Linked DNA regions of Mus musculus: region 1 is linked to region 2. The links are chromatin loops, found by intact Hi-C in ENCODE. Cell type or tissue: gastrocnemius. All regions are shown on one strand. Each heading gives the region's core, and the rest is flanking DNA. Links, peaks and the distances in the headings are about the cores only. Region 1 overlaps Herc1 (HECT and RLD domain containing E3 ubiquitin protein ligase family member 1). Region 2 overlaps Herc1 (HECT and RLD domain containing E3 ubiquitin protein ligase family member 1).

Region 1 (15,398 bases), core at 3,065-11,064, 90 kb after region 2:
GAAATATGTGAAGCTATCTGTACAGAAGTAAAGTCATTATACCTAAAGCAGTTGGTTGTTCAGTAATCTTAAGTCCATTCCTTATTTTCACTCGAGTAAAATGAAACTGTGATCCCAAAATTTTTAGTGTTGATACATTCCTTTTCATATAAATTATTCACTTTATATCCAGTTAATTTAACTGAAGAATATGCCTGGATTTAATGTCCATGATCTCTGTGATAGATTTGTTCTGCCATGATTAAAGACTGCTGTAAAGGGGATTTACCTTTGATTTCCTGGGGTAAAGGAAGAAATGTGATGTGAAAGGAATAAGGTCTTTGTGATTTTGTTCATAATCAAGAAAAAATACACAAGACACAGTTTAATATGATCCCATATCAGATTCTGGAAAAAAAAAGGCTGTCAGTGATAAGACCAAATAAAGCTCTAGTTTAGCTAATGTTATACCAGGATAAGTTACTTAGTTTTTATCAATGCGATATGATTATACAAGGTTTTATTTATATATAATACATACATAAATATATATATATGTATATATATATGATGTTAGGGAAATTGAGGAAAGAATATACACAATTCTCTTTACTAGTTCCATAAGCTTTCACAACATAAGCTTACTCAGAGTATCTGACACAGGCTCCTCTTGAATGTGGCATTCTTTTGTTTTTTTCTTAGCCTCATGTAGTTTGTGGTGACCAGCTTGTTCATAGCCCCTACATGCAATGTTTGGCTTCCCTTGCTGTGGGACTTCATCTGGATCAGCTGTTGTGTAACCCTCCAGTGCCACCACACCATCAGAACTGTCTCCCTGACCCTACATCCTGGAATCCCAATGAGTGGGCCTGGTTAGAATGCTTTTCAACCACTATCAAGGCTGCAGAGGCCCTCACCAACGGAGCGCAGTTTCCAGAGTCATTTACTGTCCCAGATCTAGAGCCTGTTCCTGAGGATGAGCTAGTGCTCCTCATGGTAAGCAAAACTCGAGCTGCTGTTGGTTGTCTTAGAGACTGTGTTATGGCTGCTTGGTGTGCCAGTGACTAGCAACATGCCCTTAGATAGACTGAATATACCTTTTTTTGTTTTGTTTTGTTTTTGGTGGTTTTTTTGAGACAGGGTTTCTCTGTATAGCCCTGGCTGTCCTGGAACTCACTTTGTAGACCAGGCTGGCCTCGAACTCAGAAATCCGCCTGCCTCTGCCTCCCAAGTGCTGGGATTAAAGGCATGCACCACCACGCCTGGCTGAATATACTTTTCTAGTGGATGGCTGTTCAAGTCTCTTGATGACAGAGCCTTTCTGAATCTATTGACTCCATACATAGTTCCATGCTTTTCTGTTTTCTTTGTCTGTAGGTGCTTGTTAAGTACCTTAATCATACACATTTTTAGTTTTCCTCTGGTCATTTTGTGAGATTGATGCCACATAGAAATTCTGATTTAGTCCACTCTTAAAATGTAGAGTAATCAGCATCAAGTGAGAATACAGAAGAGCATTCAGTGTGTCATTTCTTTTTACTGTAGTTGATAGTGTTTACCCATAGAAAATGGTGATGATCATAAAATGCCAATACAAGCCAGCACCTGACCAAACTTTAGTTATGGTTTATGTATGCAAAAATTTGAACATAAAAATGTAAATACAACATAAAACAGATAAATTAATTAAAGAAAGGCATCTGAATATATGTTTTAATTAAGAAATGACTTCCATGGGGGCTGGTGAGATGGCTCAGTGGGTAAGAGCACCCGACTGCTCTCCCGAAGGTCAGGAGTTCAAATCCCAGCAACCACATGGTGGCTCATAACCATCTGTAACAAGATCTGACGCCCTCTTCTGGAGTGTCTGAAGACAGCTACAGTGTACTTACATATAATAAATAAATAAATCTTTAAAAAAAAAAAAAAAAAAAAAAGAAATGACTTCCATAGGGTTGTGCCTGACATGCACAGTCCCCAGCACCATATACAAATAATAGACTGGAGAGGAGTACATTCAGTAACATGGAATAGAGTGGAGTAGAGTGCAACAGCTCTTTCTGAACCCCATTTGGGCCTAATTTCATCTTACAGATAGGGAAACTGAAGCCCAAAACAATGACAAGACCTACCCACTAAACTAGTCAAAGAATCTAAGGAGGCAGTAGATTTTGTACATGGCCTTACACCCCTTGGTACTCAGTAAACACGAATGGTTACCTTTGAACCTAGGCAACAGTGATAATGAAAGTGTGTATAATAAAAGCCAATATTAGAATGAAAAAAAAACGCATGTTTGAAATTATGATGATACCAAACTTGCTGGGTGGGATGACACATGCCTCTAAACCCGAACTTCCTAGAAGGAAAAACCAAGAGAATTTTGACCCCAAGAGTTTAAAGGCAGCTGACGTGAGCAACATAGCAAGAAAATAAGAACAACTCTTCCTGACATGTCATATCACCATGTTCTTTAGAAAGGAAATGTTATCAGTAACCGAGCAGACAAGTCCTGGCAAAGCATCATTGTTTCTGATGTGTGCTCTGTCTTGCAGGATAACAGCAAGTGGATCAATGGCATGGATGAACAAATTATGTCTTGGGCAACTTCCAGACCTGAGGTCAGTAAAGATGAGATTGCTGTGAGGTGGGTTTCATTCAGCCTTTTGATTGTAGATGCATGTGTTTCTGTAGAGGTTGTCAAATGCTGGTGCTCTGTATGTATTTGTTTGAGCAACTGGATAAACCTAACTTTGGGTGCCTATGGGTTTTTTAGGACTGGCACCTGGGAGGTAAATGTGATGTCTACTTATGGGGTGCTGGCAGGCATGGACAGCTGGCCGAAGCTGGAAGAAACGTAATGGTACCAGCTACAGCGCCTTCATTCTCACAAGCCCAACAGGTAACTAGCAGAGTAAAGAACAGAGAAGAAATGTGAGAATTCTAGTTGCTTTCAGCAACTTATTTGGGGTTGAATCTTGTCAGTTTTTTGGTCTATTGTGGTGAATCATTAAAGAACTTCATTTTATATGTAGCCTCCAAATAAAACCTTTCTAAGCTTTTATTATACCTAAGACATTTTATTAAGAAGTTTCTATAACTTTCTTGCTTCCAAGTATAGTGAATTAATACCACAATATATTAGGCCAGGGCAGTGTATATTTATGGAAGCTGAGCTAATCTTAATCACTGTGCTCTTTGGGAACCATGATCTACCTAGGATCTTTAGCTAGACTTTATTGATGCCCCTCCCTTCATCTTCTAGGCATGGTACTGTATTCCCAAACCATCCTTGAAGCCACTCATTTCACTTGCATTCTCTTCTACCTAAAGCTGTCCCAGAGTTCACTGCTCTTCCCTGTGTGTGTCCCCTCCAATTTCTGCCTCTTTCTCCACCAGTCTTTAGTAGCTTCCTACATCCTTTCCTCTTTCTTCTCTTATCTTGTTTAACTCTGCACAGTTTGCTGAAATCTCATGGTTCTGATTTATTTCATTCAGATGGGACTCTTGATGTGCTTTAACTGTAATCAGAAGCATAGTAGTCAAAGGTTACAGGGAAGCTACATGTAGGCCAGTTTTTCTACTTTGGTACAAAGGAAATAAAGAACTGGTAGAGATACCCTCAGGTGCATGGGCTCATCTAAAATGTCCGTAAATGTGTTAGAGATAAACAATAAGGGTAATGGAGTGGTAATGTTTTTATTCAGTCTTAAATAATTTCATGCATGTACACAGTGTATCTTGATTATGTCTGACTCAAATAAGGGTAATGTTGTTAATTATGTGTTTTATACTAGGTTATATGTGGTCAGAACTGTACCTTTGTCATCCAGGCCAATGGGACAGTGTTGGCTTGTGGGGAAGGAAGTTATGGCAGATTAGGGCAAGGAAATTCAGACGACCTTCATGTGCTGACTGTGATTTCAGCCCTACAAGGTGAGGCTGCCCTGAATTTAGAAAGGTTAGAAATTGTGACCTGATTGTAGGAGTGTGTGCATCCACTGGAACTTCCCAACTCAGTGAACACATGGAGTTTGCTTCTGCATGGGTTCTAGTTAGGTAATATATACAGCCTTAATTTCCACATTTTAAGCTATTTCACAAGAAGGAGAGCTAACATCTGGCAGCGTATATGTACTTGATATTAAAGGAAACCAAATGTTTAAAATTATAAGCAGATTTTTTTAAATTGTTAAACCATAATTAGGTAGTTGTGTATGTGTGTGTGTAAGTGTGTGTTTTACTAACATAAAAAATAGTTTAATGAAAATCTCCAACTATGCTAAAGAGTTTAAAGGGCATCTGGCAGAGTTTTATGTCACTTGAGGAAGAAGCAATAAAAACTGCTATGGGGTCTCTTGGATCCCAAAGCTTACAATAAGGGACATTCAACGTTTGAACACTGTGATATGATATCCTCTGCAAATGTGTTAGGCCACACCCATAGCTATCTTCAGATGTATTTGGCCTATAGGCTGTAGGGTGAGCATACTTGTTCATGAATGTAAATGCTTCTACTAAGGCTTCCCAGTAAGTTCACAGGAGATTTGTGCAGAACTGGGTCAGAGTATGCTGCATTGTAGGGGGGAACACGGGCGGGGTTCCTCCCTCTGCTCTCTGGCCCCTGGCTCTGAAACCTTGCATAACGACCACACCACTTTCCAACTTAGTCTCTGCAACTGTAGAAAATGGGAGTGCCTGCCATTAGATCTGTGTGAAAGGAAAAATTTGATAATCCTGATTGAGCATTAGTGACTGTAATGGCTGTCCTTCCTTTTCTTCATCATTTTGCATGGTTGCTCCCAGATATGCAAGGTTATGTCTATAAATTTGATTCAAAATTCTAAAAAGTTTGTTATTCTATAGTACCATTTTGATGTTTTTCAAATCTTAGGGCATTTTCTTAGTAGCTGCAAGAGTGACTATTTATCATTTGAGACCTCTTGTGTTTCTGCTATCTTCTAGGTTTTGTGGTGACCCAGCTGGTGACTTCCTGTGGCTCAGATGGGCACTCAATGGCCTTGACAGAAAGTGGTGAAGTCTTTAGCTGGGGAGATGGGGACTATGGCAAACTTGGCCATGGAAACAGTGACAGACAGCGGCGACCAAGGCAGATTGAGGCCTTACAAGGAGAAGAAGTGGTACAGGTCAGGCACAGCATTCATAAGTTTGCCTTTGAATCTAAATACAGTATTATTAAATAACATTCTGAAGTTTAGCTAGCAGGAGTAGTATAAAAACAGATTCCAGGGGCAGTAGTATAAGCGATCCACTATTTTTGGCTCACTATTTTTGGCTCCACTATGTCGGCTCAGCTCATTACTGAGCTTTTTGGAAATTAAATAGGTTTTAATATTAGAATGAACTTAACTTTCCCAAGCCAGCAGACTTAGTCCAAGATAGGATGCTGAATACTCTTGGAAAAAGCTCTAGAGGATTAGGTCCTACCTTGCAGTTCTTGGTAGGTAGTGGGGACGTTTTCATTTAACTCCTTTTTGTTGGAAAGGGATGTGCATGTCTGTTAGATCAGCTAGTGATCTAAAATAATATTGTAAAATCACGTAGCACAACAGAGTTTACTATAAATTTTCCACTCATTTATTTCCTTTAGTCTGTCAGTGTACACAGCCAAAAGAGTGATGACAGTTGTTCCAGGGCCTATTTGGTTTTTCTAAACCTGCTAGGCAGGTCAGGAGGTCTGTGTTAATAGATGGACAGACTACCTGCTCCTCACTTGTCAGCTGCATTCATAATCAAAAGAGAATGACTTCTTTCCTAGTCTATCTTCTTACAAACTTTTTTTCTACTTGATTCTGTCCTAGATGTCTTGTGGCTTCAAGCATTCAGCAGTGGTAACATCGGATGGCAAACTCTTTACCTTTGGGAACGGTGACTATGGCCGTCTGGGTCTTGGAAACACCTCTAACAAAAAACTTCCAGAGAGAGTGACCGCGCTGGAGGGATATCAGATTGGACAGGCATGGCTTTAGTTGATAGTAATTTCTTACCTTTTCTGTTTCTACTTAGATATTCTTCTGTTAGTCAGAAAGACCAGAACTAACTAGTTGCATTTAACCTCTGTACCTTTTGGTTCACATACTTTATAATTTCATGACTTTTTCCCAGTGTGAAAAATTCACATTTTTGTCCCCTAACTTTTGGATGTGACTGTTTAAAAAAAACAAAACAAAACAAAAACAACAACAACAACAAAATACCATCCATAAATTACTACCAACAACTTGCTATATAAAGTTTTTTTAAAAGCTGGGCGTGGTGGCACATACCTGTAATACCAACATTTGAAAGGCCAAAGCAGGCAGATCTAGATAGAGTTCAAGCTTAGCCTATTTATCAGCATCGCATCTCAAACAAGCAAGCAAACAGAAGCAACAACACCAACACAAAGCTGCCTTTACACAGTACAACGTTTCTGTTGTTCCTGTGTGTCAGTGTTGAGTTGTATAACTGGATTTTTCCATCTGCATAAAGACATTGTAAGTGTTTCTCAATAATGGGTAAGATGTCTTGACTTCCCTATGTCATGGCTGAGACAGCCTCTGTTGTAAATGAGTATTTCTGAGGTATATGACTTTTCTACTTTTATGTTCTTAGTTAGCTACAGATGCTTGAAGGATTTTACTTTGAAAAAAAGTAAAAACGAATTATTTAGGAATCTTGGGAATTGTACTTGATGTGTTTGGGTTAACCTTCGAAGCCATTACCAAAACCAGGAAGAATCTTGGGAAACAACACATAACATTTTTCAGTTAAGAAGAGAGAAACGTGGAAACAGCTTGTGAGAGGTGAGAGGATCTGCTCACTGAGCCCTCCATTGTTCCTACAGGTGGCCTGTGGGCTGAACCACACCTTGGCAGTGTCAGCAGATGGCTCCATGGTGTGGGCCTTTGGAGATGGAGACTATGGTAAACTGGGCCTAGGAAATTCCACAGCAAAGTCTTCTCCTCAGGTCAGTTATGCCTTGAATATCAGTTTTTATACAACAGAAATTAGGTTTTGCTTATATCAGTACCTCTTTTACATTGGAAATGCTTTAGCTTGAACATTTTTATAATTTATAATGAAGGCTTAAGGCCTTCATTTGCTTATTCTCAAATATCCAACACTCTAGATCATGACTTTTTTTTTTTTTTTTTTAAAGATTTATTTATTTATTATATGTAAGTACACTGTAGCCGTCTTCAGACACTCCAGAAGAGGGAGTCAGATCTTGTCACAGATGGTTGTGAGCCACCATGTGGTTGCTGGGATCCGAACTCTGGACCTTCGGAAGAGCAGTCGGGTGCTCCTACCCACTGAGCCATCTCACCAGCCCCCTAGATCATGACTTTTAAAAAACCATTACTAAGGTTAAATGGATGTAAACATCCCACAAGGATAAACTTTGGTCTCTGCAGATGCTAAGTGCTGTATGACTGTGTCCCATGTAAAGAAGAGGCACCTCCCAGGTCCTTATGGGAGGGATCCATGGGCAGAGTAGCCTGCAGCTGCTGTTTCAGCATGTTACCAATGAATTGTGCATCTTTCAAAAATATATAGAAAAATAAGTGCTTATAAAATTAACTAGGAACTGTACTTCACATTTTAGGTTTCTTTGTTCTGCAGACCTCCTGTGCAGCCTTGCTGCATGGGTTTTCCTTACATATTTAATTTCCTTACATATTTAAATAGCATGACATAATTTATAACTTTGTTTTCAACTTCAGTTTACTATCATATATAGTCTGTGACAAGTTAATAGTTGCTTTGATGAATATTCAATAGGAGTGCAAAAAAGCAGACAACTTCAACTTCATCTGTGGGGAATGTAGAAGACAGCTGTTACCACCTGGGAAAGCTAAAAGCAAAGCAAACTGATGGGAAGCTGCTTGTGGTCTCACAGGAGCTTGCAATGTTGTTTTAAAAGGTCATGGTTTTCTTTGGTTTCTGTTACTCAGTGGAATGCTTCCACTTCATGGGTTCCCAAGGACATTAACCAGACTTCCTGACACTTGCATTCTCTCTCACACAGTTACTGACCAGAGCAGTAGGGGAAAAGAGTCTCTAGGAATATGACTTGTGTAAAATAAATCAGTAACAATTGCCCTTTTTATTGAAGACAGTATTTGATGTTATAAATGCCAGTAGGAAAGTTTAAGAGATATTTTTGCTTGTTTGTTTGTTTTTTTTTCCCTTTCAAACATATACTTTATACTTTTATTTCACAGAAAGTTGATGTCCTCTGTGGAATTGGAATTAAAAAGGTTGCTTGTGGAACTCAGTTTTCTGTGGCTTTGACTAAAGATGGTCATGTGTACACTTTTGGTCAAGGTAAGATATCTTCCCACCTACATCACTTTCTATACGTGTATATTATAAAATGTTTGCCTTCTAGGTCCATACAGAGTTCTGAGTGGTGTTATCCTTGTTCTCTTGCTACTCTGTGCTCCTATTTGATGAATTTGTTTTCAGGGACAAATTCCTCTCCATTAACTCTCAAGTGAGAGCCTTCACCCTTGATGAAAGAATGGCTGACAAGAGCTCTACCTCCTCCTCTCTGCTGCTGTCAGGCTGTAGAGATGGAGAGCTGTGTGAGGGCAGTGTGAGAGATGAAGTCAACTGTGACTAGAGTTTCTCCCTTGTCAGAGCACTGAGTCCTCTGAGTAAGGAAAGAGCTGGCTCAGGAGGGAAGGAACTTGCTGTAGTTATTGTGTGAGTTTGCTTTTTCCTTGGTATGACAAAGGGTCTGACAGAATGGAAGAAAGGTGGTTGTTTTATGGATGCAGAAGGATCTGTGTGTAGTTCTGTTTTACAGATGCCGAGGAGTTAGTCTGTAGTTTTATGGTCCCATTGCTCCTGGGTTCATGAAGAAACAGATTCTCTTGAGAGAAGAGAATGGCTGAACAAAGCTAGTCACCTTGTGATAGATATGAGGCAGAGAAAGGGGAAAAGGTTAGAGACAAGATAATCTTTCCAACACATGCCTCCAGTCTGGCAAGATGCCTCTCTGTATAAAGACACTTGCTGCCGAGCGTAAGACCTGAGTTCCATTGTGGAATTCACATGTGGAAAAGGAAAAATAATCTAACCTTTACATATATAGTTTGGCTTGTATGTGTGCACACACACACAAGAGGAGGAGAAGAAGAGGCAGCAGCAAATAAATAAAGGTCTGGAAAGATGACTCAGTGGTTAATAGCACTTGGTGCTTCTTTAGAGAGCCTGCCTTTGGTTCCAAGCATGTACCCCATGTGGTTCACAACCATCTCTACTCTGATTCCAGGGCATTCAACACGCTCCTCTAGTCTCCATGGGCACCAGGCATACGTGCAGGCACTCAAACATGTACATAAAATGAAAATAAATAATATTTTTAAATAAATAAATATAAGAAAAAAACAATGATATTCCTCCAATGATACTACTTCTTCTAACCAGGTCTGACTTCTTAGTAACCATTCAGCTGTGGACGAATCCATTGATGAAATTAGCATCCTCTCAGTAGCACTATTAGTTTGGATCCATAGCTTCAACACATAAGCTTTTAGGACCGTTTTATGTCCAAATCATAGCCACCATATAGGGACTTCTGTTCTAGATATACGTATGGAGATCTCCAACAGGTCATTGGGAATTTGTATCTAGGACTCCAAAGGGATTCGGTATGCGTATCTAGGTTAGGATACTGATTACACAGTGGTAATAGGTAATAGGTTTAGTCATTGATTTAAGAATCCCAGAAAACATGTAGAGTGAAGAACAGAGTAGAATTCTAGGGAATGTTAGCACGGAAGATTTTGAATAGAATATTAGCAAGGATAATGAAGAGTCTCCAGGGACCTGGGAGAGCTCAGGCCATATTTTCAGACAATTATGTGTCATGATTATTATGGCCAGAATCTGAGAGGCCACTGCAGCAACCAGACAGGAGTCAACTCAAGGTTTTGAGGGGAAGTTTTAGGGCAGCTGTACAAATTGAGGTCAGATGTCGGATGCCATGCCTAATGGACCTGGAGGTTATTGAGCAACAAGGGTAAAGAGAGAGGTGGGGTAGAAATTTGAGCTAAAACAGGTTGAATGTCATTCTTTTTAAGAACACAAGAAACTTGAAGGCCTTGTTGAACATGTGTCAGTCCTTTTAATATGAGAGTATTGAAAAACCCTCTTGCCTTGACTTACTGACTTTAGTTTTAATTTTCTATATAAATAAAAAGACTAACATTTCATACAGGAATAGCCTCAGACTTGTTACTTAAAATTTAGTGTATTTTGCTGGAATAGCAGGTTTTTGCACCATGTTGTGTACATGATTGTCATTCTTTTGTGTGTGTGTGTGTGTATTAAAACACTTTTTTTAATTAGATATTTTCTTCATTTACATTTCAAATGCTATCCCCAAAGCCCCCTATACCATCCCCCTGCCCTGCTCCCCAACCCACCCACTCCTGCTTCCTGGCCCTGGCATTCCCCTGTACTGGGGCATATGATCTTCGCAAGACCAAGGGCCTCTCCTTCCACTGATGCCTGACTAGGCCATCCTCTGCTACATATATAACTAGAGATATATCTCTGGGGGGTACTGGTTAGTTCATATTGTTGTTCCTCATATAGGCTTGCAGACCCCTTTAGCTCCTTGGGTATTTTCTCTAGCTCCTTCATTAGGGGCCCTGTGTTCCATCCAATAGATGACTGTGAGTATCCACTTATGTATTTGCCAGGCACTGGCATAGCCTCACAAGAGACAGCTATATCAGGGTCCTGCATGATTGTCATTCTAAGGCAAGAAGTTAATGGTTTCTTACAGAACACAAACTTCAGGGTGCCATCTATAACACTTCCTCTTGCTATTCTTCCAGACCGATTGATAGGCTTGCCTGAGGGACGTGCTCGTAATCATAATCGACCCCAACAAATCCCTGTCCTGGCTGGAGTGGTCATTGAAGATGTGGCTGTTGGAGCTGAACACACACTTGCTTTGGCATCAACTGGAGATGTTTATGCCTGGGGTAGCAATTCAGAAGGGCAGGTAAATGGCATATTTGCTGCTCTTGCATACTCTAGAAATCTGACGGTGTTGTTTATTTGTAAGAGTGTCTTTGTATTTTAAAATATTAGTGTTCAGAGAATCCTTTGCTTGTGCAAGAAATCTTGTCATCCCCTGTAGTCACAGGAGTAAGGGCAGGAATGAAAATGAAGAGAATGTAAAAAGACTTCAGGTCTGTGTCCTTAGTCCTTCTGTCTATCTGTATATGGAAGAGAGACGTTGGTAGGAGATGTCTGAGAGACTGATGCTTCTACAGTGGTTTTCAGCCCACAAGCAGAGCCATCCTCACTTCCTCCCATAATCTCAGATCAGAGACCCTCTTATTCAAAGTTGTTTTAGTGAGCATTTACATTCTCCTCATACCTGCATTAGCAGATCAGGAAGTTGTGGTTGCAGTAATCTTGATGAAAGGAGAACCAATGGTGAGGAGCCTTTGGGGAATTCCCTGGTTAGGTTTTGACAAAATCTTCCTTGATGTTGAACACTTAACTGCTGCTGCTAAGAGCAGAGAATTGGAGCCATGTATATTTTATATCTGTGTACCCAGAAACCAGTGTGTCTTAAGTAAGAGTTCTGGAGAGCCTTCTTTTTTCACTTAACAAGAACTCCTACCCTTTCCAAGATACCTCTTCCAAGAATTCAAGAGTGTGACCAGTTGTTAAGACTAATGCTTTTAGGGGACAGTCTAAACTTATAAGGACTACTACTGTGATAGAGAAATCAGAATTTATTCATTCGTTTGTTTGTTTGTTTGTTTGTTTTTGTTTTTCCAGACAGGGTTTCTCTGTGTAGCCCTGGCTGTCCTGGAACTCACTCTGTAGACCAGGCTGGCCTGGAACTCAGAAATCCACCTGCCTCTGCCACCCAAGTGCTGGGATTAAAGGCATGCGCCACCACACCCGGCTGAATTTATTCGTTATTGAAGTTGATGCATGACTCAGATGTTAATAGATTTCATTGGCCTGCCTTCTGCTTCTTCAATCTCTGTGCATTTGCTTTTTTATTCTTAGCTTGGCCTAGGCCACACCAACCACGTTCGAGAACCAACCCTGGTAACAGTTCTGCAAGGGAAAAACATCCGCCAGATTTCAGCGGGCCGTTGCCACAGTGCTGCATGGACAGCCCCACCAGTCCCACCAAGAGCACCAGGTGAGACGGACCATTTGTGCTCTTCCAGCTGCTCTTCTACTTTCAGTCGTGTCGTGATGCTCTATCTGCTTGCAGTTCTCACTGCATCCAACATGTCTAAAATGCATCAAGGCTTGGAGTATTCTTTTTGCTACAAGCACCATAAATATTTCATATCATGCATTTCTTCTGCAGACTTCAGTATATAGCCAAACTTCATGCCCTCTCTTTCTCTCAGTCCTCAAAGAAATCAGCATGTTTTTTAGGCAAACAAGAATTAATTAAATTAGAGCTTCTACTAAGTATACATACACTTATATAGGTAAGTATAAATATACCTGTATCGATAAAAAGGTAGCAAATAGAACTGGCCATCCTGATCCAACTTTAATCCCAGCACTTGGAAGGCAGAGGCAAAGGGATCTATGTGAATTCCAGCCCAGCCTCATCTACATAGAAAGTTGTAGGTCAGCTAGGGCTGGTAGGAAAACCCTTTCTCAAAACACACCAATAAAAAGATGGCAGTTGCTTTGCAAGACTTACTATCACAAAGGAACTGAGGAGAGCTGGGTGGAGGTGCTTCACATCGTTAATCCCAGCACTCAGGAAGCAGTCTAGGACAGCCAAGCCTACAGAGCAAATTCCAGGACAGCCATGGCCTCATAGGAAAACCCTGTGTTGAAAAACTAACGAAATAAAATAAAAGCTCTGAGGTGTTATATTTGTCACTCCAGTAGCCATTAGCAAAAAGATGTTTATTCAGTGACTCAATACAAGTCTAGTTACTGCCAGTTTATTCCATCATAAAATATGAATAGTGACTGCCTCTAGTTTTAACATTTCTTTAAGTATTACAAAATCATTATAGTCATTTTTTTAAAAGACTTGAAAATATATGGCAGGACTGAGGAAAAAGCTTACTCAGCAAAATACCACACAAGCATAAGGACCAGTATTTGAGTCCAAACATCCACAAGGAAGCCAAGAGTGTTGGCACAAATTTGTAATCCCAGTGCTAAGAAGGCATAGACAGGCAAACCCTGGGGCTCACTGGCTAGCCAACCTGGCCTGATCAACAAGCTCCTGGCCAATGGAAGAAGACCCTGTCTCCAAAAACAAGGTGGATAGTCATCCTGAGGAATGACCTTTTCATTGCACATACGTGCATACACAAAAACAAATGCAGTTGTCTCCTTTAATAAGACCCTCTGGTTGGCTCTATCTTTCATTTCCTGCAACTGTAGTCATTTCCTTAATTGTATCATTCCCATATTTGTGTTACTTCTTGTCCAAGCCCTCATCTTCTACTTGCTAGCCTCTGGTGCCTAAGGTCCTAGAATTTCTGAAGCCATGTGTGACTGAGTGCTTAGAGGTCCCCTCCATTTTTCTTACCTCCCTACTTTCACAGCAAATCCTTGGGGAAGACTCCTCAGAGATATTTTTTTTCTTAAGGACTAACTCTCACCAAGGAGATGAATACCTGGTCTCATTTGCATCGTTAATATGAGATTGGCAATTACTGAATAGGAAAGGAAGAACTTACCCTCTCCCCCAACTCTTTCTCTCTCTCTCTCTCTCTCTCTCTCTCTCTGTCTCTCTCTCTCCCTCTCTCTCTCTCTTGGGGTTTTTGTTTTTTGTTTTTGTTTTTGTTTTTGTTTTTAAGACAGGGTTTCTCTGTGTAGCCCTGGCTGTCCTGGAATTCACTCTGTAGACCAGGCTGGCCTCGAACTGAGAAATCCGCCTGCCTCTGCCTCCCGAGTGCTGGGATTAAAGGCGTGTGCCACCACGCCCGGCTGTTTTTGTCTCTTTATTCAAACAGAAAAAATTAAAGGAAGAAAGACCAGGTTTGCTATGTTTTTTATTTGGGGGGGGGGTGTTCTTGTTTTGTTTTAATTTTGTGTGTGTTTGTTTTGTTTCATTGTTTTGGATTTTTGGGGTGGGCTCATGTAAGCCAAGCTGGTCTTAAGCTTAGCATGTAGCCGAGGATGGTCTTGAACTCCCGCAGGAATTATAGGCCTACAGTACCATTGCCAGGCTTATGATACTTGTTCTTTTAAGGTTTAAAGACTATACTCTCTGTAAAAACTAGTTTTATTGATATGAAAAGATACCATGATCATGGCATCCTTTATAAAAGAGCATTTAATTGTGGTGTATTTGTAGTTTCAGAGGTTTAGCTCATTGTCTTGTGGCACACAGGCAGACATGGTATTGGAGGGAGGAGCTGAGAGTTCTACATTTGGATCCACAGGCAGCAAGAAGAGAGAGACTCTGGGCTTGGAATGAGCTTTGTGAACCTCAAAGCCCACCCCTCAGTGACAGTTTCTCCAACAGGACTATACCTACTAATCCTTTCAAGTAGTACCACTACCTGGTGACCAAATATTCAAATCTGTGAGCCTTTGGGGGTCAGTCTTTTTCAAATCATCACAAGTACTAAACCCCCCCCCCAAAAAAAGATGAGTTAATGGGTAGAGGAATAGATATCTCTGTAGAATAGTATATATAGCAAAATATTAAGAATAAAATGTAGTAATTATCTTGTGTTCACTGTTAGAGAGTTTTCAAAATACTCAAAATTGAAGCATTGCATTTTCCTTGACAAGTGCCTCTGTGCTTTGGGCAGGTGTGTCAGTGCCTCTCCAGTTGGGCCTGCCTGACGCAGTGCCCCCACAGTATGGGGCACTGAGAGAGGTGAGCATTCACACCGTGCGAGCAAGGCTCCGGCTGCTCTACCACTTCTCTGACCTCATGTACTCATCATGGAGGTTGCTGAATCTCAGCCCCAACAACCAGGTAAGGTGTTGGACTGGGAAGTGGTACCCACGATGGACTTGCCAGAGCCTTTCTGCCTTTAAAAACTTCTCTCATGGCTAATGTGTTATGCTCTTTGTGTTAGGGAGAGGTCACCAGCTGTAATTCCATTTTATCTCTGATTTGGGAACATGTGAACAGAAAGTGATTTGATTTGTTCAGAGCTAGAGGAAGCATGGGTAACTGAGGCATGTCATAGCTCCTGCCCAGTTTGATATATGATGTTAAGTGGATGGCATGTGGCCAGATGGGAGGGGGTTTCCTAGCCTACACAGGCACCTGGGTCCCATCCCTAGTCCTGGAAAAAGAAAGGGGGGGAATCTAAGTACACAGAGCTGATAGGATCATAAAATAGGGAGCGAAAGAATCAAATCAGCCAAGATGTTTATGAGCCTTCTTCCTCCCTACAAAGGAGCACACTCAATCTAGTAAA
Region 2 (15,398 bases), core at 2,984-10,983:
AAATATGGTTAAAGGGGGATAAAGAAAATTATTTTGTATCTTTTTAAAATAGCTTTTATTGAATGAGCATAAGACACAAATGGCTATTAGTTATTGATTGTTAACTTTCTTGAAACAGACATGTTCATTTGTTAATGTCTTCTGCTATCAGGAACTTACAGGTTTCTAAGTCTGTCAGGTCATTGCTATAAAAATTAAAGTACTTTATTAAATTCAGTGCTGAAGAAAGAAGAATGGACTTAAGTTGCCTAACTTAAAAAATGTTGTTGTTTTTTTGTTTTTTTTTTTTGTTTTTTTCCATGTATGTAGGCAAACTTGGCCATGGTGATACCAACAGAGTATATAAACCTAAAGTTATTGAAGCTTTACAAGGAATGTTTATTCGCAAAGTCTGTGCTGGGAGCCAATCTTCACTTGCTTTGACATCAACAGGGCAGGTAAGACGAAGGAATAAACATACATAAGAGTATTTCAGTGGACTAGGTAAAAGAGAACTTTTTAGTCTTGTTTGTCTTTGAATTCACTCTGTAGACCTGGCTGGCCTGGAACTCATAAAGACCTTCCTGCCTGTGCCTCCTAAGGGCTGTGATAAAAGCTGTGTGCTACCACTGCCCAGCTAAGAAAAAGATTTTAAGACAACATATTGAGAAAAAAATACTTAATTTTGTTTCAAATATAATAGATGAAGATGAGCCAGGTTTTCTTACCTGCTTATGTGATCTAGATACATTCTTTTTTAGCACCCTGCTCTTTGAAGTAAGTCGATAAAATAAATAAATTCATTTAGTGCTTAGAATCCTATAACCCTCACACCCAAATCATCAAGGATCCTCAGAGCTCCTTCCTGTTAAAGAAAAGTAGGGGGCACAAAACAAAAACTTGAGGGGACAGTGATAGGAACTAAAAAAGATGTTCAAAAAGATGGTAAAGAGAACACCTTCAGATGGAAAGTAGTAGTACCAAAGAGGACCAGGCTGATATCCTTGAGTTTATCAGCCACTTTGGGCTTGAATGTAGGAGTCCATTGTATGTTAGGCTAATGTAGATGATCAGCAAAGCTGAAATTCACATTTAACTTAGTTATTTTTTGAAAGACTCGAGTATTCCATATGCTGAAAAACTTAACACAAACTATTCATTTTATTCTATTGTAGAGTCAATTGCATACTTTAATATTCTAGTATAAATACATGATCTTTCATGTGTTCCTCCTAGTTGGTTTTGTAGTAAGAATCCATGGATTGAAATCAGCAAGTGCTCACTTGATTATATCCACAAGCAAATCTCAGACCTCCTTTCAGTGTCATATACTTCCATTTTATGAGAGAGGAAATAATTTGTTTTGTGTACCAGATGGTTGTATATGATAATTATTTAACAGTAAATCTGTTATATTCCAAAGGAAATTGTGTATCATGGCCATATTAAGCTATATGAAGTCCAGTGTGTATGTTTACAGAAATAAAGAGGAAGAAATACTTTGATGAGCCATTCTGTCTACTGTTATACCTGTGGAGCATTTCAATCCATTTGTCTCAGTTCCTTCAGGCCTACTCAGTGCTATTTTTCCGCTAAATGTAGCTCTTAAGTTTACGTGAAGGTAATTTATTTTTATATGGCATGATATAATGCCTAAAATGCAAGACAAGTAATTTTTGTTTGGGTGTGTGTTATAGTTTTAAGGATCAAATCTGGGAATTTTAGATGCTAAGCAAGTTGTGTACCAACTGAGCTACAAATGTTCTTAATCTAGTGCTCAGCTAAAAATATTTGAAAGAAAACTCAGAGGGCCTTACTGAATACCAGTGCTGTATTGGACTTTGAGTCTGTCTTTGTTTGGGTTTCCAATGCTGTAAGGAGACACCATGACCAAGTGATCTTTTATAAAGGAAAGGATTTAATATGGGCTGGCTTACAGTCAGAGGTTTAGTCCATTATCATCATGGTGGGAAGCATGGTAGCTCCAGGCAGACATGTTGCTAGAGAAGAATCTGAAAGTTCTACATCTTGGTCCAAAGGCAGCAGAAGGAGACCGTTTCATATTGGGTGAAACTTGAACTTAGGAGACCTTCAAGCCTCCTCCCACAGTGACATACTTCCTTCAACAAGACCACACCTCCTAATAGTGCCAATCCTCATGGGCCACGCAAGCTTTCAAACACATGAGTTTATGGCCCTATACCTAGTTAGACCACCACAGAGTCACTTAGAGTCTTAGTAATATCTCCTTCCATGTTTAGTTCCTAATCTTTGTTTGAATAGGCTTTTGCTGTGCTGGAGTTCTTTTATATTCTGTACTTAATTTCGTTTTCTGATAACTGGTATGGATATATGGTCTTCTTTTGAAGAAGAAATCTAACCTGACCGTACTAGTCTTATCTAAAATAATTTGAAGATAAAACAAAAATAATAACCATAAAAAGCCTTTGTGGCATAAAGAAAAGCGTGTGTAGAATTTTATCAAAGCCAGTGGAAAGAGGAAGTGGTTCGGTTTGCTGATTTGCTGCATTACCTTATTGTTAGACATTCCTCCTTTCACCTCCCTCTTCTCTTCATGCATCTTGTCCTGGACAGCTAAGTCAATCATTAGTCATTTTGTTATTAGTAACAAAGATGGTCAGCGGAGCTATCTTGACTTCCAATTCACATATTCTTCATATGTGATAATTAAGATCAGTTTTGTGATTCATGTTATCAATTTTAATCATTCCTTGTTCTCGTCTACCATGTAAGAAACATGTAAATGGAAGTTTTGTTGTTGTGTGTTTTGTTTCTTTTGAGACAAAGGTTTCTGTGTAGCCCTGGCAGTCCTAGAACTTACTCTATAGAGGCTGGCCTTAGACTCAGAGATCTGCCTTCTTTTGCCTCTCAAGTACAGAGATTAAAGGCCTGTGCCACCATCATCTGGTAATAACTAGAAGTTTTAAGGTATTATTTCCATAATTGCTTAGATTTTTGCCAAGTGCAAGCCAGTTAGTGGTAACTTTAGCAGAGACTCTCCTGTCTTTATTTCATTTTACCTGTGACCAGTTTATTTTTATCTCGCTGCTCATCTGTTTATACACTGGGTGTTTAAAAATAGTACAATAAATGATAGTGACCTTTTTCTTTTTGGGGGAAGCTGGGGGAATGCTCCAGACATGGTTTGGAACTCTGTAGACCAGACAGGCCTTGAACTTACAGAGAACTGCTTTCCTTTGCCTTCTGTGTGCTAGGATTAAAGGTGTGCACAATCATAGCCTGGCTTTTTTTTTTTTTTTTTTTTTTTTTTTTTAATGAAACAAACAAGGTGCAGATAATTTGCTAAGAAGTAATTACTATTAATTTTCTTGGGTGTGCTAATGGTTTAATATTTCCATTTTTTATGTGTGTATTTTAGAGATAATTGGAGAGGAGGGGTGGGGATAATCACATGAGGCAGCTAACCTCTGGTATGTTTGCTTTACAGCTGTCTTGTTTATTAGTCTTCTGAGAGTACAATGACCATCTTTAAAATGATTAAAACACTAAATATTATTTTAATACCAGGAAGGTACCACAACTTGATAATTTTAGTTAATAGTCTACTTATTTTCGGAATTTATGTGTTTTGTATTTCTGTCGTTTCAGGTTTATGCTTGGGGCTGTGGGGCTTGTCTAGGTTGTGGTTCTTCAGAAGCTACTGCTTTGAGACCCAAGCTCATTGAAGAATTGGCTGCCACAAGAATAGTTGATATTTCAATTGGAGATAGTCATTGTTTGTCTCTTTCTCATGGTAAAGTCATGTTTGTTTGTTTTAGTATTTTAAGTAGCATCTTTGTAGCCAATTACCAATTATTATTTTTTGTAAATGTGTTACATTTAAATTTAAGTTTTATACTTTATGTCTTATTTTTAGATAATGAAGTTTATGCCTGGGGCAATAACTCCATGGGACAATGTGGCCAGGGAAATTCAACAGGTCCTATTACTAAACCAAAGAAAGTGAGTGGCTTAGATGGCATAGCTATTCAGCAGATCTCAGCTGGAACATCACATAGTTTGGCATGGACTGCTCTCCCTAGGGACAGGTAAGTGCTATATACTTAAATATGCTTGCACTTTTTTTCTTTTTTAAATATATATTGTTCTCTATTTAGGACTTTGAATGTCCTAAAATCAAGTCAGTATCACACAGTGTACTTCAGAAGATAAATAATTAAATTTAATAATAATAATAATAATGATAATATATTAAAATTAATTTCTAAATAGTGCAGATTTTGATAGTAAGTATATTGATCCCATGTTTAACAGAATAACACATACAGATCTCTACAATAAGAATAAGGTACATACATACTACTCTACTGCTCTTCATGGTAACGTATCATGTCTGTGTCAGGGTTATTGGGAGTGGGTATTGGTTTTATCTTAAGATTTCTTTGTTTTGTAAAATTATACATGTGAAAAGTAAACAGTGCCTCTTCACAGACAAAGCTTCCATGTATACATACTCAAGTTAATTTAAAGTCATTTAGAGTTGTCAAAATTTTTTTTTCATATAGGTAATTGTGTTAATATCTTTGCCTACGTTAACAAATTATATAAATACCTTAAAGGGGAAAAGATTTACTTTGGCTTACATGTGTCAGTCTAACATCTTCTGGCTCCATTGCCTTGGTCTGAAGTCAGTCAGAACATCGTGGTACAGCAGAACAGCTCACCTCATTTCGATATTGTATCTACTAGCTTAGACCAAGCCTTCCACACATGAGTCTATTGGCAGAACAGTTTATATGCAACCCTACAAGAGTATTACTAAATGTAGAATAAAATTTAATGTGATTTTAAGATTAACTAATATATATGCTATTTAAAGTATATATAATTTCTAATGTTGACTCTGTTGCAATAGAAATAACATGTAGATTTCCTTTCATGTATATTGAGGTCACATATATTTCAAAATGAAGAAGCTGTATTTAAGATACTTGATTGTCTTCTCATTTTGAATTCTCTATCTTTAGAGAATGATTTAAAAGTTAAGTACTAAGCTGAGGAGATGGCTGAGTCAGTAAATTGTTTGCCTGACAAGTATGAGGACTTGAGTTCAGTCTCTAGTCCCAAAATAATGAGCTCTAGGTTCAGTGAAAGGTTTTGTCTCCAAAAATAAGGTAGAGAGCAACTGAGGAAGACACTGGTCATCAGTTTCTGCTCTCCACACATGTAGACCTGCACCCCAACATGCACGTGCACACACGTGAACACATGTGTAATATCACATATACAGTTTAATATCTTCATATTAAGAGGAAATGAACTAAATTCAGAACTAGGCTTTATTGATTTAAAACATTTGTTTAACTTCATTGCTTGTTTGGTTGGATTTCTTTGTAAAACAAAACAGATTATTGAAAAATAACAAAAAAAAAAAAAAAAAAAGAAAAAAAAGAAAAAGAAAAACAAAACAAAAACCCCTGAAAACCTAGTTGTTATACTTTTAGATCAAGGAAGCTGTTTAGTTTTGTTTTGTTCTTCCCCACTAGATCTTGTTTTTTATTTTTGATTATGTGTAGAAGTTTCATTATAAGGCTGTTGGATACTTTTCTTATGCTTCCTTCTAGACAAGTTGTTGCATGGCACAGGCCTTATTGTGTAGATCTTGAAGAGAGTACCTTCTCACATCTGCGATCTTTTCTTGAGAGATACTGTGATAAAATAAACAGTGAGATTCCCCCACTGCCTTTCCCTTCATCAAGGTATGTTGTAGATACTTATGCATTCATACGTATTAATTACTCTTTTCAAAATTTTATTTATTCTTTTTTGTTTTTCTCCAAATTACATGAGTCTTCTTTGTAAGCTAGAAAAGAACTAAACTTTATTAATAACTTTGTGATATTTAAAGGTTATATATAATTTCAGAAATGATATTTTAAAATTTATCATTGGTCATCACTTGACAATTTTTAAAGAGAAAAATATGTTCTTCCGGGCAGTGGTGGCGCATGCCTTTAATCCCAGCACCTGGGAGGCAGAGCCAGGTGGATTTCTGAGTTAGAGGCCAGCCTAGTCTACAGAGTGATTTCCAGGACAGCCAGGACTGCACAGAGAAACTGTCTCGAACAGCCAAAAAAAAAAAAAAAAAAGTTCCTTAAACTGTATATTATATTATATTATATTATATTATATTATATTATATTATATTATATTTACTTTTATGCTTCTTGTTTTGTTTCAGGGAACACCATAATTTTCTTAAGCTGTGCCTGAAGTTGCTTTCAAATCACCTTGCTCTGGCCCTGGCGGGAGGGGTAGCTACCAGTATTCTTGGGAGACAGGCAGGTCCACTTCGAAATTTGCTCTTCAGGCTGATGGATTCAACTGTCCCAGATGAAATCCAAGAGGTAAGAGAACTGAATCTGTGGCCTGAAGCCATAGCTGGATGATATTCAGAAGTATACTAGATACTTTCAATTGCAGGGTTTGCAGGGTTTCTCTGTGTAGCTCTGGCTGTCCTGGAACACTGTAGACCAGGCTAGCCTTGAACTCAGAGACCCTGCTGCTTCTGCCTATCAAATGCTGGATTAAAGGTGTGAGCCATCATGTCCTTAAACCCTCTAAATAAAAAAAGATTTACATGCTTTTGGTTCTCACATGGCACCTTTAGACTTGTGTAATCCCAGAAGTTAGTGCACTCACTTTTCATATGTTGCTTTTAGAAAGAGAAGATCTGGGCTGATCTCTCTCCCTCCCCTCCTACTCCCCCCTCTGCCTCCCCCTCTCCCTTTCCCCCCCCCCTTTTTTCTTTGCTTTTGGATATTAGGTGGTAATTGAAACACTCTCAGTTGGAGCAACCATGCTGTTACCTCCATTAAGAGAACGGATGGAATTACTTCATTCTCTTTTACCCCAAGGACCTGATAGATGGGAAAGCTTATCCAAAGGACAGGTAAGCCTTTGCATGTAGATATACCATTCATAGCACAGGAAATAGGACTGAGAGGAAAATAAAGCAAACAAGTCTTTTCACAAATATGCTTGCTAGTTGCGGTGCATCCTGACTATTTGATATTGTATGTTGGAAGAATTGTTGGATGTCTAATGACCTGAAATGATGCATATGATAATTTACAAGGTTAACTCGGAGTCTATTCTTAGAGTCATGATTCATTTTTTTAGTGTTGATTATGGTGTCAAGCCAGATACCCTTCTTTTATTGTAAGTACTGAGTTAAAATCAGTCTTGTGTTACCGCTGTTAGTCCGATGCCTAGAGGTGCATATCTGAAAAGGAAAAGGTCATTAGCAAAAAGTATTTGAGATGTGAGTATGCTTATTTTTAATTTTTATTGTTTTAAGCACATGAAAATAAATGCTTTGCTGTTCTAAGTAGAAGAGTTAATTTTAGAGCTATAGATTGGAGGAGAAGCATGGTATTTACTGGCAGTATAATGTCCAAGATGCTTTTCAGTAAGTATTTTGCATAGTTCAAATTACAAGTGATTTCTTTCAAACAATAGAATAAGCAATTTTCATCAATATTTTTGTAGAATAACATGAATATAATTTATCTATTGGAGTTTTCTACTGATGCCTACTTATAGTACTTAAATTATTTACATTATTTTAGCTAGAATTTTAGCTGTTCATCATAAAAGATGAGATTAAAAATTTGTTACATTTTTCCAAATGGTACTGTCTGAATAGTTTTTTTTTTTATAATTATATACTTCCTGGGCTAGAGAGATTGCTCAGTGGTTAAGAATACTGACTGCTCTTCCAGAAGTCCTGAGTTCAATTCCTAGCAACCACCTGGTGGCTTACAACCATCTGTAATGGGATGTGATGCCCTCTTTTGGTGTGTCTGAAGACAACTACAGTGTGCTCATATAAATAAATAGATCTTAAAAAAATATTTATGGACTGGAGAGATGGCTCAGTGGTTAAGAGCACTAACTGTTCTTCCAGTGGTCCTGAGTTCAAATTCCATCAACTACGGTGGCTTATAACCATCTGTAATGAGATCTGATGCCTTCTTCTGGTGTGTCGTCTGAAGATAGCTACAGTATATTTATATACATAAAATAAATAAATCTTTAAAAGATTTATTTTAAAAATGTTTATATACTTAAAGGTTGTTTATCAAACAAGTAAGTGGATTAATTAACATAGTATAGTTTTTGTCCGAAATTTTCTTCTAATGCATGTTATCCTAGTTATATGTTTCTTTTTCATTGTTGTTTAGAGAATGCAACTGGATATAATTCTGACAAGTTTACAAGATCATACCCATGTAGCCTCCCTTCTTGGCTATAGCTCACCTTCCGATGCTGCTGACCTTTCGACTGTGTGCATGGGATATGGAAACCTGTCAGACCAACCATATGGTTCTCAGATCTGCCATCCAGACACTCATCTGGCCGAAATTTTAATGAAGACTCTCTTAAGAAATTTAGGGTTTTATACGGTACCTTGCTTTTTCAATATATTAAGAAAAGAATAAAGGGGTAAGGATCTTTTTAGGTCAAAGTATTGTAACATTTAAGCAATATAAATAAAATTTTAGATTTCCTTCTCCAAAGATAGAAACATGTCAGATCTGAAATACTGTGGTGGCCAAGTAATATGTAACTTAAAATTATAAAATGACATGTTAAAATTTTATCAAGTGTTTCTCATGTAATAAAGAAGAATAAACATAAAAATAGTTTTCTAAACATACTTAAAATATAATCTTCATTATGTGTAATTTTAGGATCAAGCATTTGGAGAGCTGGAAAAGAATAGTGATAAATATCTTCTTGGAACATCATCTTCAGAGAACAGTCAGCCTGCTCATCTTCATGAACTACTGTGTTCATTACAGAAACAACTGCTTGCTTTTTGCCACATTAATAATGTTACTGAGGTATGAATTCTATGCTTTTCATGATGCTCTACTAGGAACATACAGCTCAGATAGTTGGGGATATCATATTATTTTTGTACTTTGGATATTTCAGAATAGTAATTTAGGGATTTTTTTTCTTTGCAGAACTCAAGCAGTGTGGCATTGCTTCATAAACATCTTCAGCTTTTGCTGCCTCATGCCACAGATATTTATTCACGTTCCGCAAATTTGCTTAAAGAAAGTCCTTGGAATGGCAGTGTTGGAGAAAAATTGAGAGGTGAGTTTGATGTTGACTTTCACATTTAACCAGTGGTTATAAAGCAAGAGTCATCGAACTTTTCCAAAACATCAAGAGGGCCTGATAATCTTTGTGTGGAGGAGAAATAATCCTGAGTTTCATTTGTATTCATTGTTTACTTTCATCTTGGTTTAGGGGTGATGTAGCAGTGATTGATCTTAAAGGATAAAGGTCTAATTATCTCAATAGATATATAGATATAACTTGAAGGCATTAGGTGATATAAACTCAAACAGTTAATTTATGATATAAAGTAACATTTTTATTTACTGCCTATTTTGACAGTATTCTGCCTTCCTTCCATTTTTTCAAGACAGGGTCTTCTGCTGTAGAATATGTTGTTCTCAATCTCAAAGCAATCCTTCTGACTCAGTGATCCACCAAAGGTTGTGGGGTTGTTACCACACCCTGTTCAATTTCCTTCTTGAAGTACCTTCTCCCATGGGCTTTCTTTTTACCCATCTTGACCAGTGATTTTCTGTGACTTCTTGAAGGATTTGTCCTTTCTTACATTGGATATTCCCTTCTGCATTGGGATGGATCCTCTAAATTTTGCTTTTAATTCTCTTTCCATTCTGAATAGGCTCATCTAGTTTAATTGTCTTTAACCACCATGCATGTGTTTCTATGTTTTCACCTAGCTGAGGATTTTCCTGGGCACCAGAGCTCCTCTAGTTGCCTATTGAACGTTTTCTTGTTGATCTCTGTAGTTTTTCTCTTAAAAAAAGTAGTACTCCATTGTGTAAATGTACCACATTTTCTGTATCCATTCCTCTGTTGAGGGACATCTGGGTTCTTTCCAGCTTCTGGATATTATAAATAAGGCTGCTATGAACATAGTGGAACATGTGTCCTTCTTACCAGTGTGGTACATTTACACAATGGAGTACTACTCAGCTATTAAAAAGAATGAATTTATGAAATTCCTAGGCAAATGGATGGACCTGGAGGGCATCATCCTGAATGAGGTAACCCAGTCACGAAAGAACTCACATGATATGTACTCACTGATAAGTGGATATTAGTCCAGAAACTTAGAGTACCCAAGATACAATTTGCAAAACACATGAAACTCAAGAAGAACGAAGACCAAAGTGTGGACACTTTGCCCCTTCTTAGAATTGGGAACAAACACCCATGGAAGGAGTTACAGAGACAAAGTTTGGAGCTGAGAAGAAAGGATGGACCATCTAGAGACTGCCATACCTGGGGATCCATCCCATAATCAGCCTCCAAACGCTGACACCATTGCATACACTAGCAAGATTTTGCTGAAAGGACCCTGATACAGCTGTCTCTTGTGAGGCTATGTCGGGGCCTAGCAAACACAGAAGTGGATGCTCACAGTCAGCTATTGGATGGATCACAGGGCCCCCAGTGGAGAACCTCGAGAAAGTACCCAAGGAGCTAAAGGGGTCTGCAACCCTATAGGTGGAACAACAATATGAACTAACCAGTACCCCCAGAGCTCGTGTCTCTAGCTGCATATGTATCAGAAGATGGCCTAGTCGGCCATCAGTGGAAAGAGAGGCCCATTGGTCATACAAACTTTATCTGCCTCAGTACAGGGGAACGCCAGGGCCAAGAAGTGGGAGTGGGTGGGTAGGGAAGTGGGGGAGAGGGCATGGGGGACTTTTGGAATAGCATTGGAAATGTAAATGAAGAAAATACCTAAAAAAAGAAGGAAAACGGGAGAAAGAGGAAAAAAAGAGAAAAAAGAAAGAGAAATCAGCTGAGAAACCAAGACTATTATTTATTACTCTGGTTTGTCTGTTATGTATGCAATGCAAATTTATTGTCCATTCAGACTGAGCTCACTTCTAAATGTTCCTCCTTTCCCTGAGTACAGTGCAATAATGGAACAAATTTGATTGGAAAGTAATCCCTAAAATGAAAGGGCAGATATTTTATGATGATCTTAATTTGAAAATTATTTTAAAACTTGCCTTATTAGAATGTTAGCATCATAGGAAGATGGAAAGTTTTGGCTGCTTTGGTCATGGCTGTGTCTGCACCTAGAATAGCATTTAGTCTGTTGTAGGTACTCTGAATTTAAAAGTGGGGATAAATTAGTGGATGTGGTATTATAATGTATCTTAAGAAAAGAGTTTCTGTGTTTTGAGTTTGTTGGCATGCAAGGTAAGTTTGCTTTTCTACAAAGTATCTGTCTGTAGGTGTTATTTTGATAGTAAATACTAACATGACATGATATCAGGTAGGTATTGAACAAAAAGTTATTGAATTTGTTTACTCTTTCCAAACTGAAGAAGTATTTAGGCTTTTTTGAGGTAACTGATTTACCTTGCATTCTTGCTCTTCATAGATGTGATCTATGTGTCAGCTGCAGGCAGTATGCTCTGCCAGATTGTTAACTCCCTACTGTTACTCCCGGTGTCAGTGGCTCGTCCTTTATTGAGTTACCTCCTCGACCTCTTGCCACCTCTTGATTGCCTTAATAGACTCCTGCCAGCTGCTGCTCTTTTAGAAGACCAAGAATTACAGTGGCCTCTTCATGGTAAGTACTGGCAATAAGAAGTTAAACAATGCTCTTGAGAAAGATTGTTCTTCTTCCATATCTCAAATAAAACCATTCCCAACAATATGGGTGTTTCATGTGATCAAAAAGATGTGATATTGTCTAAGAGTGAACAGTCTGAAGTGGGCAACTGACATCCAGCAGCTAAGAAAGTTGTTTTTGGACATTACAAAAAGCATCTTTAGGGCCAGTGGTTCTAAGACTTTTTGTTCTTCAGAGTTTGAAATGATTGAAATTAAGATGTGTCTTAAAACAGTAGCAAAATTGTGTTATACTTTAGTCAGCATTACCTTTTTCCTTTGAGGTATTTAAAATAATACATTTATAATCAGTGGATCACTATATTCGATTTAAACATTTTATGTCATAAATAGTATAATTTTAAAATCTATTTGATAGTAACATATTTCTTATTTTGTTTGGATATATAGACAACTGGCTGAATTTTAAAATAGAGATTGAGAAAGTATCTTGTTAGTGCATTTGACTTTTTTTTAAAAGCAGGAATTCTGTGAAAGTTTATTAGTTTTAATACTTCCTATTAGGAATCTGAGTTTTCAGGAGATTGGACCTAATACACTTTCAGAATACACTTGTTGTACTTAAAACTTTGCCATTCATGATTCATTTCACAGCCACTTATAAATAGTAATAATCAGGTCATATAGGCATCCTTTAAAACTCAAGGTGTATTTACCCTGGGCTAATTACCAGTGTATAAAACTATATAACATTGTAGCATTTTTAGGTATAGTAATCTCTAATCCATTTTTTAGTTTTTTTTTAATATTGATTTTACTTTTTATTTTTTTAACATATAAGAAATAAATGTAATAAACAAAATACATGGACAAATATACAGGAATCATATGATCATCTCAATGGAAGCAAAAAAAAAAAAGTCAACATGCATTCTTAATAAAAGCCCCAGAACAAGTAGGGCTGTAGGAAACATATTCCAACATAATATAGATTATGTATGACAACTCATGGCCAATATCATCCTAAATACAAATGGGAAAATATTAAATCAAATTATTTTCAATTGAAGATTATAATTATCTTATACTCCAAAATTTGACTAGAAAAATTGTAGAAATTATCAATAATTTCAGCAAAGTTTTATGATACATAATTGACTTACAAAATTTACCAGTCTTAATACATATGAGTAACAAGCATGCTGAGAAAGAGATCATGGACACACTCCTCTTCCCAGTTTCTCAAATCAAATATTTAGAATATACATAACAAAAGAGGTAAAAACCGTCTACAATGAAAACTTTAAATGTGTGAAGAAAGAGATGAAGAAACATACTAGAATTTGAAGACCTCCCAAGTGTATAGCTTGGTAGAATTAACATTATGAAATAAGACCTTCTACCAAAACAATTTACTGATTCAATGAAATCACAATCAACATCCTCATCTCATTCTTCACATAAATAGAAAGAAAATCCTCAATTTGATATGGAACCACAAGAGCCCCAGAATAGCCACCTGGTCCTAGATAAGTGTTTCTATGCATTCTGCTCATTTTAAGTGCTAAGTGCATCTGTCTATGACCCTAACTTTTATACATCTGTTTCTGTTGAGTCCATTTTGTTCTATATTAGAATGGCTACTCCAGCTTGTTTCTTGGGAGCATTTGCTTGGAAAATTGTTTTCCAACCTTTTACTCTGAGGTAGTTTCTGTCTTTGTCACTGAGGTACATTTTCTGTATGCAGCAAAATGCTGGGTCCTTATTACATATCCAGTCTGTTAGTCTATATCTTTTTATTGGGGAGTTGAGTCCATTGGTGTTAAGAGATATTAAGGAATAGTGATTGTTGCTTCCTGTTATTTTTTATGTTATTTTTATGTTTGTGTGGCTATCTTCTTTTGGGTTTGTTGAAAGAAGATTACTTTCTTGCTTTTTCTAAGGTGTAGTTTCCTTCCTTGTGTTGGCGTTTTCCATCTATTATCCTTTGTAGGGCTGGTTTGTGGAAAGATATTGTGTAAATTTGGTTCTGTCATGGAATATCTTGGTTTCTCTGTCTATGGTAATTGAGAGTTTTGCTGGTTATAGTAGCCTGGGCTGGCATTAGTGTTCTCTTAGAGTCTGTATGACATCTGCCCAGGATCTTCTAGCTTTCATAATATCTGGTGAAAAATCTGGTGTAATTCTGGTAGGTCTGCCTTTATATGTTACTTGACCTTTCTCCCTTACTGCTTTTAATATTCTTTCTTTGTTTAGTGCATTTGGTGTTGTGATTATTATATGACGGGATGAATTTCTTTTCTGGTCCAGTCTATTTGGAGTTCTGTAGACTTTCTTGTATGTTCATGGGGCATCTATCTCTGTCTTTAGGTTAGGGAAGTTTTCTTCTATAATTTTGTTGAAGATATTTACTGGTCCTTTAAGTTGGGACTCTTAGCTCTCTACTATACCTATTATCCTTAGGTTTGGTCTTCTCATTGTGTCCTAGATTTCCTGGATGTTTCGGGTTAGAAGCTTTTTGCCTTTTGCATTTTCTTTGACTTTTGTGTCAATGTTTTCTATGGTATCTTCTGCACCTGAGATTTTTTTCTTCTATCTCTTGTATTCTGTTGGTGATGCTTGCATCTATGACTCCTGATCTCTTTCCTAGGTTTTCTAACTCCAGGGCTGTCTTCCTTTGTGATTTCTTTATTGTTTCTATTTCCATTTTTAGATCTTGGATGATTTTGTTCATTTCCTTCACCTGTTTGATTGTGGGTTTGTTGTTTTTTTTTTTGGAGACAGGGTTTTTCTGTGTACCCCTGTCTGTCCAAGAACTCACTCCGTAGACCAGGCTGGCCTCGAACTCAGAAATCCACCTTCCTCTGCCTCCTGAGTGCTGGGATTAAAGTCGTGCGCCACCACTGCCCAGCTTTGCTTATGTTCTTATGCTTGCCTCCCACCATCTGGTTCTCGCTAGTGCTACCTGTCCTCGCTATATCTGACTGGAGCCTGTTCTTCCTGTGATCCTGGTTGTGTCAGAACTCCTCAGAGTTAAGCTGTCTCTATGATCCTGCTATTCTGGGATCCTGTGATCCTGAGATCCTGGGTGTGTCAGAGCTTCTGGGAGTAAAGCTGCTTCTGAGACCCTGAGATCCTGGTGTGACCAAGCCCCTGGGATCCTGGGATCCTGGGATCCTGTGTGTGTTAGAGCTCCTGGGAGTGGAGCTTCCTCTGGGTATTGTGGGACTGGCTGCAGAATTCAGGCCCAAGGTCTGTTTAGGGCGGCCCAGACTGGAAGGCTAGTGCATTTGATTTTAAACATGGCATTTAAATTCATTCTTGGTTTATATAATGTTGGTGATTCTAGACAGTTGACAGTAGCTTATGTTTACAAGAGTATTATTGTTACCCATTGGAGTCTTTGTGTTAAGGCTGTCAGACTTCACCATTGAAACATAAGATCTTTCACAGTTAGTGAATTGTCTTTTTTGTTTGTTTGTTTGTTTGTTTTTGCTAGTAACTTCTTATGTAACCTTGAAAAAGTCACTTGTTCAGTGCCTAGGGTGTTTGTTTTGTTTTCTCTTTTCTTTTTTTCTGCAAAGCATTGGACTTTGACAAGATAACATTGAAGCTCTTGCTGGAACAGTTCTGGAGTGGTTCTGTTGACCAATGCACTGAAATGGTCAAAATATCAAATTCATGATTATGTTGATATCAGCATAGTGATTTGGCTTGATGTGGATAGTTTT

The links. Hi-C counts contacts between places; a loop is a spot of excess contacts. Peaks named below come from ENCODE experiments on the same cell type or tissue, not always from the same donor. Only the 100,000 strongest peaks of a DNase experiment are listed, where the experiment ranks them.
Region 1: a loop joins it to region 2, with 2.9 times the contacts of the local background. A loop is called at or near these places in 5 of 42 quality-filtered maps.

What each region holds. Positions count from the first base shown.
Region 1 is chr9:66,481,123-66,496,520 of GRCm38, forward strand. It overlaps Herc1 (HECT and RLD domain containing E3 ubiquitin protein ligase family member 1), which reads left to right. Exons shown (of 78, transcript NM_145617.3): 61 at 682-975; 62 at 2,535-2,600; 63 at 2,756-2,881; 64 at 3,777-3,915; 65 at 4,945-5,126; 66 at 5,802-5,957; 67 at 6,827-6,949; 68 at 8,208-8,310; 69 at 10,836-11,005; 70 at 12,034-12,172; 71 at 14,778-14,947. Among named protein-coding and RNA genes, the nearest start is that of Fbxl22, 26 kb to the right of the region's middle. In gastrocnemius, for the core only: no CTCF peak of the experiment used is centred there; no DNase peak of the experiment used is centred there; H3K27ac peaks cover 1,094 bases.
Region 2 is chr9:66,391,051-66,406,448 of GRCm38, forward strand. Herc1 (HECT and RLD domain containing E3 ubiquitin protein ligase family member 1) reads left to right here. Exons shown (of 78, transcript NM_145617.3): 8 at 310-437; 9 at 3,610-3,754; 10 at 3,878-4,049; 11 at 5,586-5,720; 12 at 6,203-6,368; 13 at 6,788-6,913; 14 at 8,208-8,429; 15 at 8,718-8,870; 16 at 8,997-9,129; 17 at 11,474-11,665. Among named protein-coding and RNA genes, the nearest start is that of Gm30447, 45 kb to the left of the region's middle. In gastrocnemius, for the core only: no CTCF peak of the experiment used is centred there; no DNase peak of the experiment used is centred there; H3K27ac peaks cover 785 bases.